Linked DNA regions of Mus musculus: region 1 is linked to region 2. A link is a loop called in an ENCODE intact Hi-C map of the cell type or tissue named here. Cell type or tissue: left cerebral cortex. All regions are shown on one strand. Each heading gives the region's core, and the rest is flanking DNA. Links, peaks and the distances in the headings are about the cores only.

Region 1 (6,079 bases), core at 1,857-4,356, 61 kb before region 2:
TTCTCAATTTCTTCTGGACCCAGGCTTCTCTGCTTGTTGCCTGCGTAGCTGTTAATGGATTCCTTTGACACACGGCCCTACCATCTAAAGAGACTTCCTTCATCGTACCTGGTAGTCCCAGTACACAGGCTTGATTCTGAAACTTGAGCCACTTAAATGCTGGTGACCCAGACTTCCTCTTGCTTCCCAGTCTGCGCCTCGCTCTAGACCCCTGCCCCTCCAGCCTACACTCTTCCACACTGCGATTACTCTGTTATTCTCCTTCCTGAGATAGAGAATCAAGTATCGTGTTTCTGGTCTTGTCTTCTGTGTGATTATTTCTCTGGGCTATGTAACAAAATAGCTTCAGGTTAAGAGGTCTGGGCCCTAGTCATATTCCTGGGGTTCTGAAGTATTCATAGAAGCTGCACTCGAAGCTCAGAGCTAGGCGTTCATAAAACACAACCAGAGAGGCTTTCAGATCCCCTGAACCATTGATGCAATCCTCTGGAATCATGAACTCCTGCAGAACATTTAGCATAGAAAGCAGTCTGTAGAAAGTAAGCCTGTGCCCAGATTGCCAGACACACAACTTTTATGCACGGAAGCCACACTTGTATCTCTGTAATGGTCCCCAGGAGTGCCGTGCCACCCGGCCCAATTAGGTGCGGGAAAACATACCAGCCAGCAGCAACCCACTCTGCCCGCAATAATGTTTACGATTCAAAGCGTGGCCTGAGCCACCCTTTGCACTTTTCCTCTTGGCCTTTACAGCTGGGTTCTGGTTGTTCAGCAGATAATTGCTTCAGCCCAGAAGCCTCAGCAAACCTCGAAGGCCCTTGTCTTACTGGGGATGGCAAGAATGCCAGCAGATTTTTTTTTTTTTAAAGGAGACAAAGAACAATAGCATCACATGTCTTTGAGTAAGAGTGAACAAAACAACTCTCTTCAGGTCCGAACACAATGCAGTCAAATGACAAAACAAGACGGAGGTCAAGTGCGGGCAGGCAGTGGGAGGGTCATAGGCTTAACGAACCCAGTCAAGGCATATTCAGTGTCTGGTGTTTTCTCTTCTCACTGGTCGAGGGGCAGTTGTTGTTAATAAAAGTGACTTAGAAGAAGAGATGCTGTAGAGAACGTGGTGTCCGTTGCGTGTTTGTGTAAGTGGGGGAGGGGTGCCGCTGTTTAGAAAGTCAGGATGGGTCTGGAGCAGAGACAGGGCTGCCAGGGTTGTGCAGAGCAGCCCTCGTGGGGCAGACGCTCCCTAGCCAGGAGGAGTGAGGCACTGCAATCCCTGCCCGTAGGAAGTGGAAGGAGGAGGATCGGACGTGGAGTTCTTCTTCAGATATATAGCAAGACTGAGACCAGTCTAGATTATAGGAGACTCTGTCTCAGCGAACCAAAATAGAAAGCAGAATTTGAACTAAGAAGGACTGGGGTAGGTGACAGATGTAGATGTCAATAATATTGCCATCGTCCGTCCGTTGAAGGGCTGTTATCTACACACCAGGAGGCTGGGAGCCTCCGGCCAGTGCACATGATCCAGAAATAGGCAGTGTGAGCTGCATGCCTGGGACTAGCCAGGTGAGCTACTGTTTAGTAGCTGGATGTGACAGATGAGGGGAAAAGTCATTACAGATGAAGGCCATGGTTTGTACAAACAAGAGTACTCTTGTTTGAAGGTCTCCTTGTTCCCGACTGGTACATTACTGTACTTCAAGAGTTGGCTTCTGGCAGGTGAACACGGTTGCTGGGGTAGGAGGGCACAGTGATAGGTGTTTGAGATGCTGGATGCAAAATGGCGAGGCTCCTCTGACTGCTGTTAGACTTTGCTGGCATTGCTTTGATATTTGATCTTTGGTGCAGGATTCAACCCTGGGTCTTTCATATGCATTGAGTGGCCCCCCCTAGCCTTTGAAGGGGGTCTAGGGAATAGCTTGTATCAGGTCCCCATTGCCACCTCCCCATGCTCAGACCTGGGCAGGGGACCTTATGAGAACCCCCCCTTTACAAGTTTCTAGCCTAAGAGATCAAGTTTCATGTGCCATCCATCCCACCGTACCTCCGCTCTTCCAGGTGGGACTGTCCTCTTGGTGCCAACCTGGAAAATCTTGAGAGAGGTAGGGGGTTTGTAGAACTGGGTTCTCTGTCCTCCATGCCACCTCCTGCTGTGATCCAGAGATACTCTCTGGGGGGGGCAAGGTCCTTATAAATCCTTTTCTAAAGACTTAGGATGTATTTATCTTGTGTGGAAGCAGGCAAGCATGTGCGATGGGGCATGGGGAGAGGGGAAGAACTTGTGGAAACTGGTTCTCTCCTACTATGTGGGTTCCAAGTGATCAAGGTGTTCATTGGGGTGAATGGTAACCACCGTTGCCTGCTGAGCCATCTTTCCAGGCCTGCCTTCACTGAATCTCGCCTCTAGGTCCCCACATCCCCTTTCCCCACCAAGCTACCTCTTTATTCTACTTAATACTCTGGTTACTCTAACTCGTTCTACCTCCTGACTGGTTGCTCATATCCTCACCTATACCTTTAATTCCCACCCCCAATCCTCCATGCCCCCCACCTATCTAAACTTTAGCCATAGCACATATATTTGATGTTTTAGAGGGGTGAAGCCTTTTTTTGAGGTAGGGTCTCACTCTAGCCCAGGCTGACTTGAATCTCACTATGCAGTCCAGGCTGACCCGAAACTCAAATTGATCTTCTTCCTACTTGGGCTTGCAGAGTGTCTGGATCACTGATGTGAGCCACCATTCCTGGCTCATTTATACTTGGTTTTGAAAATTGGACCTTTGAATGAAGCCTGGGTCAGCTGTAGGTTTTTGCAAACTACCCTTCTTATGGTGGGGACTGAGGGAGCTGTGTGTTTCTCTCCCTCCTTGGTTACCTGCTTGCTTCAACACCTGTCTTCCCTTACTTACCTGGCAGGCAGGGGGCAGGGATGCCATCCATGATCAAGGGATTATGTTTTCTACCACTCTCGGGCAGTCAGTGTTAATTAAGGCTTTGTATACTCTACCTAGGGAATCGTTAGCAGTTCTGACTTGAAAATTTGTAGCTGGCTCAAACTGTGTTCTGGGATGAATGGATGGCACTATATCTGTACTGTTGAACTATCTATCCTTAGGCAATGGATTGCAAGGAGAAGAGAGAGGAGAAAGACAGAATTAGGGTTTTAGGTAGGATTTAGCAGGAGAACAATACTCAGAGCTGCCTGTAGGGGGCGCATGGCTACGGGGTGGACCCCAGCTCGCAGGCATTCCAGAACTGCTATAATAGGGTTGTCCCTCTTGAACTAGATTTGATTCTGGGGGTGGGAGGGGGGTGCAGAGCCTTAGCAGAAGTGGTCAGTCTATTCCCTCGGCTGCTGTGATTCCCTGCACTCGGGCTCTTCCGCGTCCCGAGAGTGGTCCTTAAGATGATGTGGCCGGCCAGGATGTATCATTATCTCCTAACGGGTACACTGACGACACCGCACCACATCCTCGCCTCTTCTAATTTGTAAGTGAGTAACGCACGCTCAGGCGCTGTCTGGAACATGAACCTGGTTGGTGATTTCAAAGCATCTCCGTCCAGAAGGCAGGCTTTAACACGCACTGAAACAGGCCTTTTGAAAGTAGGAACTGTTTACCCATTCAGAACATCCACTGCTGCCTGATGCCAGAAAGGAAAGGAAAGCTTTTGATGCGTTGCTTTAAAAATTAAAGGGTTTAAAAGTAGCTTTTTTTTTTTTCTTTTTAAGGAGGCAAACAATGAGTGAAGTGTATTCCTAAGAAGACAATAGGGTGATTCAAGACTGTTAATGGCTTGGGAGGACCCTCGCGGTGGAGAGGAATTAGGAAAGGGAGACCTCAGGGGCTTTAGGGGGCCCCGTTGGGGAAAGGGAGACGTTCTCCAAGGTAAACTTCACTTTCCCCTTTAGTCTGCATAAAATAGAGGGTGCCCATCCATCCACTGGGGCCAAAATAGACCTGTGGGAGGTGCGTTGCACTTTGCCTTACGCTGAGCACACGGAAGGCATTTCTCTGTGGGGGTAACAGGGCCTTAATTCCCTTGGCATGGATTGGGGAAAGCTGTAAGATGTCCGAGATCCCTGAAATGCATGAGGACCTGCTACTCGGCGAGTAGATTCCACTTGCAAACAAAATAAAACAAACAAACAAACAAACAAAAACAAATCAAAAAGCTTTTTTTTTTTTTTTTTTTTTTTTAACTAGCATTGCCTGTGAGTTGCAAACAGGTGGGCGTTAAGTAACTGGCCAGTTCTCTGGTTGCGTCCTGGTCTAAGGTCGGAATGAGGGTAAAAGGATGGTTTTCATCAATGTTATTGGAAGAATAGGAATAAGCCAGAAGCCTCAGGGAGTCTTGCCCTACCCCCTGTCCTGTGTCCTAAAGGCACATGTCTCTCTTACTGTGGTATCAGAAAGATTCGGCGTGAGTCTTTTGCTCTCTGTTCCCCCTAGGGGTGATATATTAACATTCCGTTTAGTATCAAGGTGGAAGGATTTTACCCCTTTTGTGATCTCAGCAACTCCCCTCACTTTGTCTGATGTTCTGAATCTTATCTCGTCTGCCCTGAAATTTTCAGCTTTCCAGATTGTATGGAGACATCACAGAAAGGCAAATACAGGGGCCGATAGATCCATCCCCAAGATGAGTCATTTTATAAGCAGCAAAAGGTATGCTGTGGTCTCCGGGCCTCACTCACTTCAGCCCTCCGCAGGACGGCTGCCATGTCACTCTGATTGGCATGTGCATTCAGGCTGGATAGAAGCTGTTTCTTGAGTCGTAGCTTAGAGGTGATTAAGCTTGTGAAGTGCTTCGAGGCCATTACTCTCATTCATTTACTCCAGACAAACATTTGTTGTTGAATGAATAGTGACTTTGATTTTAAAAAACACCACCCAAGCATAAAACACTGGCGGCTTGCAGATAGCAATTTTTTGATTTGCTCTCCTAAAGGAACTTCATTAGCAAACTCTCATGAATCTTGAACCTCCAGGAGAATAATCCCTGCCTTTGTTGGGAGTTTTAAATTTAGAATAATCAGACAATAGTGAGACATTCTGTTCAAAGCCTTCCTTCTAGGCTACCCATTTATTATACCCACTCTTAAGAGGAGATGGATTTGATTAGTGAGGAACATTCACCCGGGGATTTTTTTTTTTTTTTTTTTTTTTTTGCATAGCTAATACCAGGGAGACATTTTCTAAAAGTTGTGTCTGCTGCCTAATATTATTAGACGGGCAACTTTTAATTATCTGTGTTAATGTAATCAGCGGTGTGGATACTCTAGAATCACTTCCTTTGACGTTGGGGGATTACTGTAAGATGCCTTTTGTTTTTTTGTGTGGTTTTGCTTAGATATGAAAATGGCACTGCATTCTTTGTGGCTGCCATTGACCCAGGCAGAATGGAGACCAGATAGGAAGGGTCAGCTGGCTTCCTAAGATGTGTTGCCGATAGCACACGGCATGTGTCGTTCAGGGCTATGAAAGGAGGTTCAAGTATGTCGTTAGTATTTGTGCACATGCCTCTGTGTGTGTGTGTGTGTGTGTGTGCATATGTGTGGAGGCCAAAGTTCAACTTCAAGAAGCATCCCTCAGGACACCCTCCACTTTACTTTTTGAGGCAATGTCTCTATGTGGCTTGGAAACCTGCCACCAGTCTATGCTGGTTAACCTTCAAGGTGCCCCAGTGTTAGGGTTAATAAGAGCACCATCCCAGCTGGCTCTAAAGGCATGTTTTAAGCTTGGGCTCTGGAGATGGAACTCAGAACCTCATGCTTGCAAGGCAAGTATTTTACAAACTGGGCTACCTTTCCAGTCCTATTGACCTCGGTTATTGGTAGAAAATAACCATGATTCATTTACTACAGTTTCATAAGGAAAAAAAAATCATACCATTACATTCAAGATGTCCAGGTATGGCGTGATATTCATCTTGAAAGTTGTTTTGCTTTTGAGACAGGGTCTTAATACACATCTTCTAGTGCCCTTTAAACTCTTAGTGATCCCCCTGCCTCAGGAGGAGGGGATTACAGACATGTTATTATCCTGCTCTGCTAAAGTTTCCTAAAAGTGAATAGATTTAT
Region 2 (6,079 bases), core at 1,234-3,733:
GCCCTCTGTGCCTCTAGTCATTTTTTGTGTGCTAGACTTGATAATGAAAAAAAGAAATTGTTCATATGGTGTTCCTGTCTCTCACCTGGCCCCTGCCTGGACAAGGTCCTTACTAGTTAGTTTTCTAGCTGCTGTGATAAAAACAGCTGACAAAGGCAGCCTACAGTAGGAGGAGTTAGGGAAGGATATAGATCATCATGCAGAAAGGGCATGGTAATAGAAGCAGTTGGTCGAGTTGTGTCTGCAACCAAGAAGCAGGAAGCAGACCAGAAGTAGGACTGGGCAACGAATCACAAGGCCTGCCCCCAGTGGCCCACTTCCATCATTGAGAATCAGTCTCCAAAAAGCTCCACAGCATTCCAAAGCAGCATCGCCCACTTCAAACCAGTGTTTCAACCCATGAGCTCATGAGAGGTGTGTCACACTCAAACCATAACAGTGTCTCGCTCTTAACTCAGTCTGGCTTTGAGCTTCCTATCCTCCCCACCCCCACCCCTGCCCCCACAGCCTTCTCTGTGCCAGAAATTACAGGCGTGAGCCGCCACGCCCAGAAAAATAGAATTTCTGTGCAATTTCACATGCCACAATCAAGTTCTCTGATTCCAAAGCTTCTTGATGCTTTAAGCACAGATCTGACTAGCACACGGGGTCTCTAGTGACCTTCTGAGGAGTTAGTGGTGTTTAGCCCCAAGCCCAGAGGTCAGCAACGAGCTTAAACTCAAGGACAAAGCTCTAAAAGCATTAGCTAGCAATGCTTGAGAAGGCAGACACTCTAGAGAGCCCTCACTGTGCCAGACTTTGGGGGTTTTGAGAAAATAGTTGAGGGTCAGAGAGATGGCTCAACTGGTGAAGTCTCTTGGCACCAAACCTGATGAATTGAGTTTAAAATGTAGAACATACACAAGGAAAGGAGAGAAACCACCCCCTACGAATTGTCCTCTGACCTCCACATGCCTGTTGAAGCATGCCTGCCCCCACCAAAACAAACAAACAAACAAACAAACAAGCAAGCAAGCAAATAATGTAAAAGACAAGGTTTAAGATAAAATAGGGACTGGAGAAATTGCTCCGCAGATAAGAGTACTTGTTCTTACAGAGGACCTGGGTTCAGTTTCCATGACCCATGTGGTAGCCCATAACCTTCTGTGAATCCAGTTCCAGGAGATATAATGCCCCCTTATGACCTCCTCGGACACTGCAGGCAAGCAAATACTCCAAATGTAAGAATCTTAAAAACTAGTAGCTGAAATCATGATGCCCAGTACACTAACCATCAATGCCTAGGCCTTCAATCACAGGGCTGTGATTCAAGGGCCATTTAGAAGATTAGCACATAGGTAAGCAATCATTTTTTCCCTCCTGGCGTACTGTCCTGTGACGCTCACAGGACCTTGGTTTAGGGTGTGATGTCAGACTTTTGTGCTTTCCTGTGAGCAGGTGTATGGTGGGTTGCCTTGTCCCATCCCAAACGAAGAGAACAGAAACAGTGCTTCTGCGTCCGAGCTTAGTCAGGTTCCAGTGTTGCTGTCTTTCCAGATGTGGCAAAGGGCACCATAAACGACTGTTCCTCAGGAAATAGGCACCAAGCCACAGTGGCCTCCCTGCTTACCTCTCCCCCGCCCAACCCCTGGCCTGGAATGATGTGGTGGCCTCGGGACAGGAAAGAGATGAGCAGAACCGAAGCCATAGCTCCACTCTGTGCACACCGCTTGCCCCATATTTCTAACTCGCCATCTTTTCAGTTCCAAACCCTCTGTGTTAAGTAAATGCTCCATTGCTGTGAAGAGTGTGTGCAGCTCCTGGTGAACCACGCTAGGTTTACACTTCAGAAGCAGCAAGGTGTGTGGCTTGGCATTGTTGGCATATTTCTTTGCAGGAAGTATACATGTGTGTGAATGTGTGTCTGTGTGTGTACGTGCATATGTATGTATATACATTAGTGTATGTATATATATGCATATTTGTGTATGTACATGTGTATATATGTGTATGTCTATGTGTGTAAATATGTGTATATATGTGTTTGCATGTGTATATTTGTGTAACTCTGTATGTGTGTACATGTGTGTATTGTGTTCATGTGTGTATATATGTTTGTATGTATGTGAATGCATGTATGTATGTATTCATGTGCTATGTATGTACAAGTTCATATATATATACATACACATATATGTGTGTATATATATATATATATATATATATATATATATATATATATGCACACACACTTGTGTGTGTGTGTATGCATGGATGTGGTCAGAGAACAATTTCAAGACACCATCTCGTGTTGTTTCTCAGAGTACCACCCATCTTATTTTTTGAGACTATGGACTTTCCTTGGCCTGAAACTCTTGAGTGGCTAAGCTGGTGGCCCAGTGAGCCCCAGGGAATCTCCTGCCTGGCCTCCCCAATGCTGGTGTTACAAGCACATGCCACCACACCTAGAAACATGTGTTCTTGGGTGAACTCAGGTCCTCATGTTTGCAGAGCATGGGGTCATTTGCCAACTGAGTGGTCCTGAAGTGTCTCTCTCTTCTGGCAATACACCAGGGCCCTCCTAGCACTTACCAATGACTGCCCCCTACTGCTCCAGAGCATTGAGTACAACTTGGTGTCTGCCTTGGAGAAAGCCTTTTTCCCCTGAGTCCCGGGGTGAGCTCAGTGAAGTGTGTAAGTTAAGGCTGTCAAGACAGGATGACGACAGGGTGGAAGGCAGGATGAAACTGCAGCCTGACTCCTAATGCCACCGCTTCTCCTTCCCTTGCTGAAGCTTAGCGCTCTCTGCTATTTGAAGAGAGCAATTTAGATTTATATTAAGGAATGCATAAGTAGGTTTCTGTGATGAAATCTCATCTGAATCAACTGTGGAGAGTGTATGCTAATGAGTGTGCACAGGGCCTCCCTTCCGGAAGCAGCCGCCCCCCCTCAACTCCCTCACCCACAAGACATCCGAAAGGAACTCAGAACTCAATCTGTGGGGAAAGGTTAGCCCCCTTTCCCTGTCTCTCAGTATCACACCTCTCCTTGTAGAGCCGTAAAGCACTTGACAAGCCTTCAAGTAATTCCAGGTGATGGATTCCCCCCACCCCGGGAGACCCATAAGAGCTGGTTTTACATAGAAGCACATATGACTTCAGTTTCAATCAGAGTATTTGACTCTCTCGCATCGCTTGGCATCACCAGAGCCGCCTTTAGCTTCCCCTGCAGTTCACACTCTCATTCTTCTTCTTAGAGTTTTGGCTGCTCACTGGTAAGATGTCAGAAACCTTTAGAGTCAGCCATGCCAATGTGCAACTTTGGCCAAGGCACTTTTCCTGGGTGGGACACAATTTCCTTGTCTAAGTGAGGAGTCTGGCTGAAGACTCTTGGGGCGGAGGACTAGTCCCCACCTCTCTGATGTTCTGTAACCTCCATGGCTTTGTGCTTGCGGGGAGTCAGTATGAACCTCCAGTACTTGTACATCTTGCAGAATGGCCCCGTCTTCCTGCTCTACTTTCTATCATTCCTTGAAAGGTGCTCAGATTGGGTTCAAGGCTTTTCAGTCCTGGTAAACAAGCACACAAAACCCAAAACCCGTGGTCACACCTTGACTTCCACCCCAACTACTGATGAATATTCAGACCACCAAAAGTTGTGGGTTTCTGGAGGTCAGCAGGAAAATCCCTCAGGGCTGGAAATGGACAGGCACAGACTAGATCCCGAGAAAGAAATAGAAAAGCTTGAATGGTTGAGCCAGGCCAGAGGGCTCTTGCCTTTCTCCCTAGGGCTAGAGATATCAATGGGACATAAAGGAAGGTAACAGGTTACCCCTCTCTTCTAGTTTCAGTGGAGTTAGGGTCAAGGCCATCCTGCTACTTCTCTTTGCTGTGGATAAAGGGGTCCTAGAGGTGTCCCCAAAGACTTTATACAAATCCTTTCTGTCTCCCACAAGCCTTCAGGCTTCAGGCTCCTTCAGTCTCTCTGTGAGATCAGTTTGCTTATTTAGCTCTGCTGTATGTCACAGTTATATAATGTTTCTGCAAAAGAAAAACGCCATGGGTTTTGTATTTTTTTTGAAAACTAAAGGTATGTATGCAGTGGGAGAGGTTGTGTGCAAAGCAGCACGACCTTAGATGAGTCATGTGATTTCCTCAAACCTCACCTCCTTTATCTGGAAGTGAGGCTTATCAGGGGCTCTTGCTCTGTCTTGTGAGATGACTTAAAAGATGACTTGTCGAATCATCCCTTCATCTCACACACAAGCGCGCGTGGGTCTCTACAGCCTCCACTGGGAGAGAGATTACACATGCAGAGTGGTTATTTCAAGCTGATATATAAAGCATAGACAGAAATATATAGTTTGTAAAGCTGCGAATACCAGCATCAATGAGGCTGCAGCAGTTGTTAACTAGACAATTTAATAATTGTGTGTCTAATCTCTTGGGTTTAAAAACAGCTATGGTCCCTCCACCATGCCTCTCCTTCAAGTGAGTCTTACTCAAGCCTCTATGTCTTGGTGTTCCTAGCTGTTCAATGGACAGTAAAAATACAGACCGTTTCCCTAGAATGTTGGAAATGCTAAGCTAATTCTCATTTGTTAAGAGACTAGAGTCTATCATATGGGAATCACTATAAAACATATATTAATCATTGCTGACATTTTTCCTGCTTTATAATGGAGATCCGTGCTGTGGGGCAAGTTTTTAAATGGGGGAATCTGTTTTTTGTTTTGTTTTTTGTTTTTTGTTTGTTTTTTTAGTAATCAGCATGACAGTCATTTGTGGTTTTGGTTTTTTTTTTTTTTTTTTTTGTTTTTTTTTTCTTTTTCTGAGACAGGGTCTCATGTATTCTCAGAGCCTCAAACACTAGGTAGCCAGAGATTCCCTTGAACTTCTCATCTTCCTGCCTTCCCCTCCCACATGCTAGGATTATAGACGTACCCCACCACACCTGACTTGTGTGGTGCTGAAGATTAACCCTCCCAGGCACTCAAATGGAAACCTGGGGAATCACCAGGTAGAGAAAAGAGAGTCCCCCCCTCCCTCCCACCATGCTTCCCTCGAATGCATTCTGTTCTCCCTCCCTGTTCTGAGCTGGATTGGCACCCCTCGCACAGAACAAAGGCTTCACTTTGCAGAAAGCATCCTTCTGCCTTGGTGTGTCATCTGCCTTTAAGCGTATAATTTGCTTCTGATCTGTGCAGGAAACTCCCTGGAGAAGGCTGGGTGGATGTTATGCAGAGCTCCTGTATCGATCAGGGACACCGCTGTGCTATAGTGGGTGGCTGAGGGCATTCTTATCAAGTTACTCTAATTGTTGACCTTGAGGCCTATCGGGTGACAAAACCATATAGACGGATTCCTGGTTACAGAATGCCCTTGTTTAGAGGTAAGTCTCTATGAGGGTGACTAATGATTTTAAAGAAACGACTGCAATTACTTCACATGCCCCTGAGTGGAAGGTGGCTTGTATTAATAAGCCCAGAGAACCCCTAGGTCTTGGTGGCACAATTTGGGGCTGATTCTCAGGACTCCCTTGATCTGTGTTCCTCTCTTATCTTTTCTCATTAGGTTCCAATTTTCCTCTAAATTGCCATGACTGCATAATATTGTCAGTAGGAAGTTTGGAGTAAAACACTTGGACCTTGGAGCTAGTAGGCTATTTTCCTGTTTGCCTCCCCTCCCCTCCTATCCCCTCCCTTCCCCATCCCTCTTCCCCCCCCCCACCTCTCTCTTCTTTTTCTTCTTCCTCCCTCCTCTCCTCCCTGCTTCACTTCCTCTTTCCCTCTCTCCCTCCCCTTTTCCTCTCTTCCTTCTCCCTTCCCCTCTCTCCTTTCCCTCCCTTCCTTCCTTGTACCTGAACAGAGCTAAAAATGAAAAGATGTTTCCCACAGAGAGGGAAGCAAGGAAATAAAAAAAAGGGCCTTTGAATCTCCTTATTCATGAGGAGCCTTGGAAGGCACAGTAAGGTTTCCCTTTAATCTGTCCCAAACCAGCAGCTTTGAGATGGGTCCCTGGACTCTCTGATAGCATCTCTGCTGGCCTGTCCTGTCCTGGCCTTATCCATAGCGGAAGAGGCGGAAGGTTTCAGAGGACAG

The links. Peaks named below come from ENCODE experiments on the same cell type or tissue, not always from the same donor. Only the 100,000 strongest peaks of a DNase experiment are listed, where the experiment ranks them.
Region 1: it touches region 2 in a loop (2.3-fold over the local background); 3 of 42 quality-filtered maps call a loop at or near these places.

What each region holds. Positions count from the first base shown.
Region 1 is chr13:45,805,097-45,811,175 of GRCm38, reverse strand. All of the region lies in intron 3 of Atxn1 (ataxin 1), which reads left to right. Among named protein-coding and RNA genes, the nearest start is that of Atxn1, 160 kb to the left of the region's middle. In left cerebral cortex, for the core only: a CTCF peak has its summit at 3,191 (motif pointing right); DNase peaks (open chromatin) are centred at 3,213 and 3,495; H3K4me3 peaks cover 604 bases; H3K27ac peaks cover 1,009 bases.
Region 2 is chr13:45,743,126-45,749,204 of GRCm38, reverse strand. The region is part of intron 4 of Atxn1 (ataxin 1); the gene reads left to right. Among named protein-coding and RNA genes, the nearest start is that of Atxn1, 220 kb to the left of the region's middle. In left cerebral cortex, for the core only: a CTCF peak has its summit at 2,572 (motif pointing left); DNase peaks (open chromatin) are centred at 2,669 and 2,856; H3K27ac peaks cover 1,278 bases.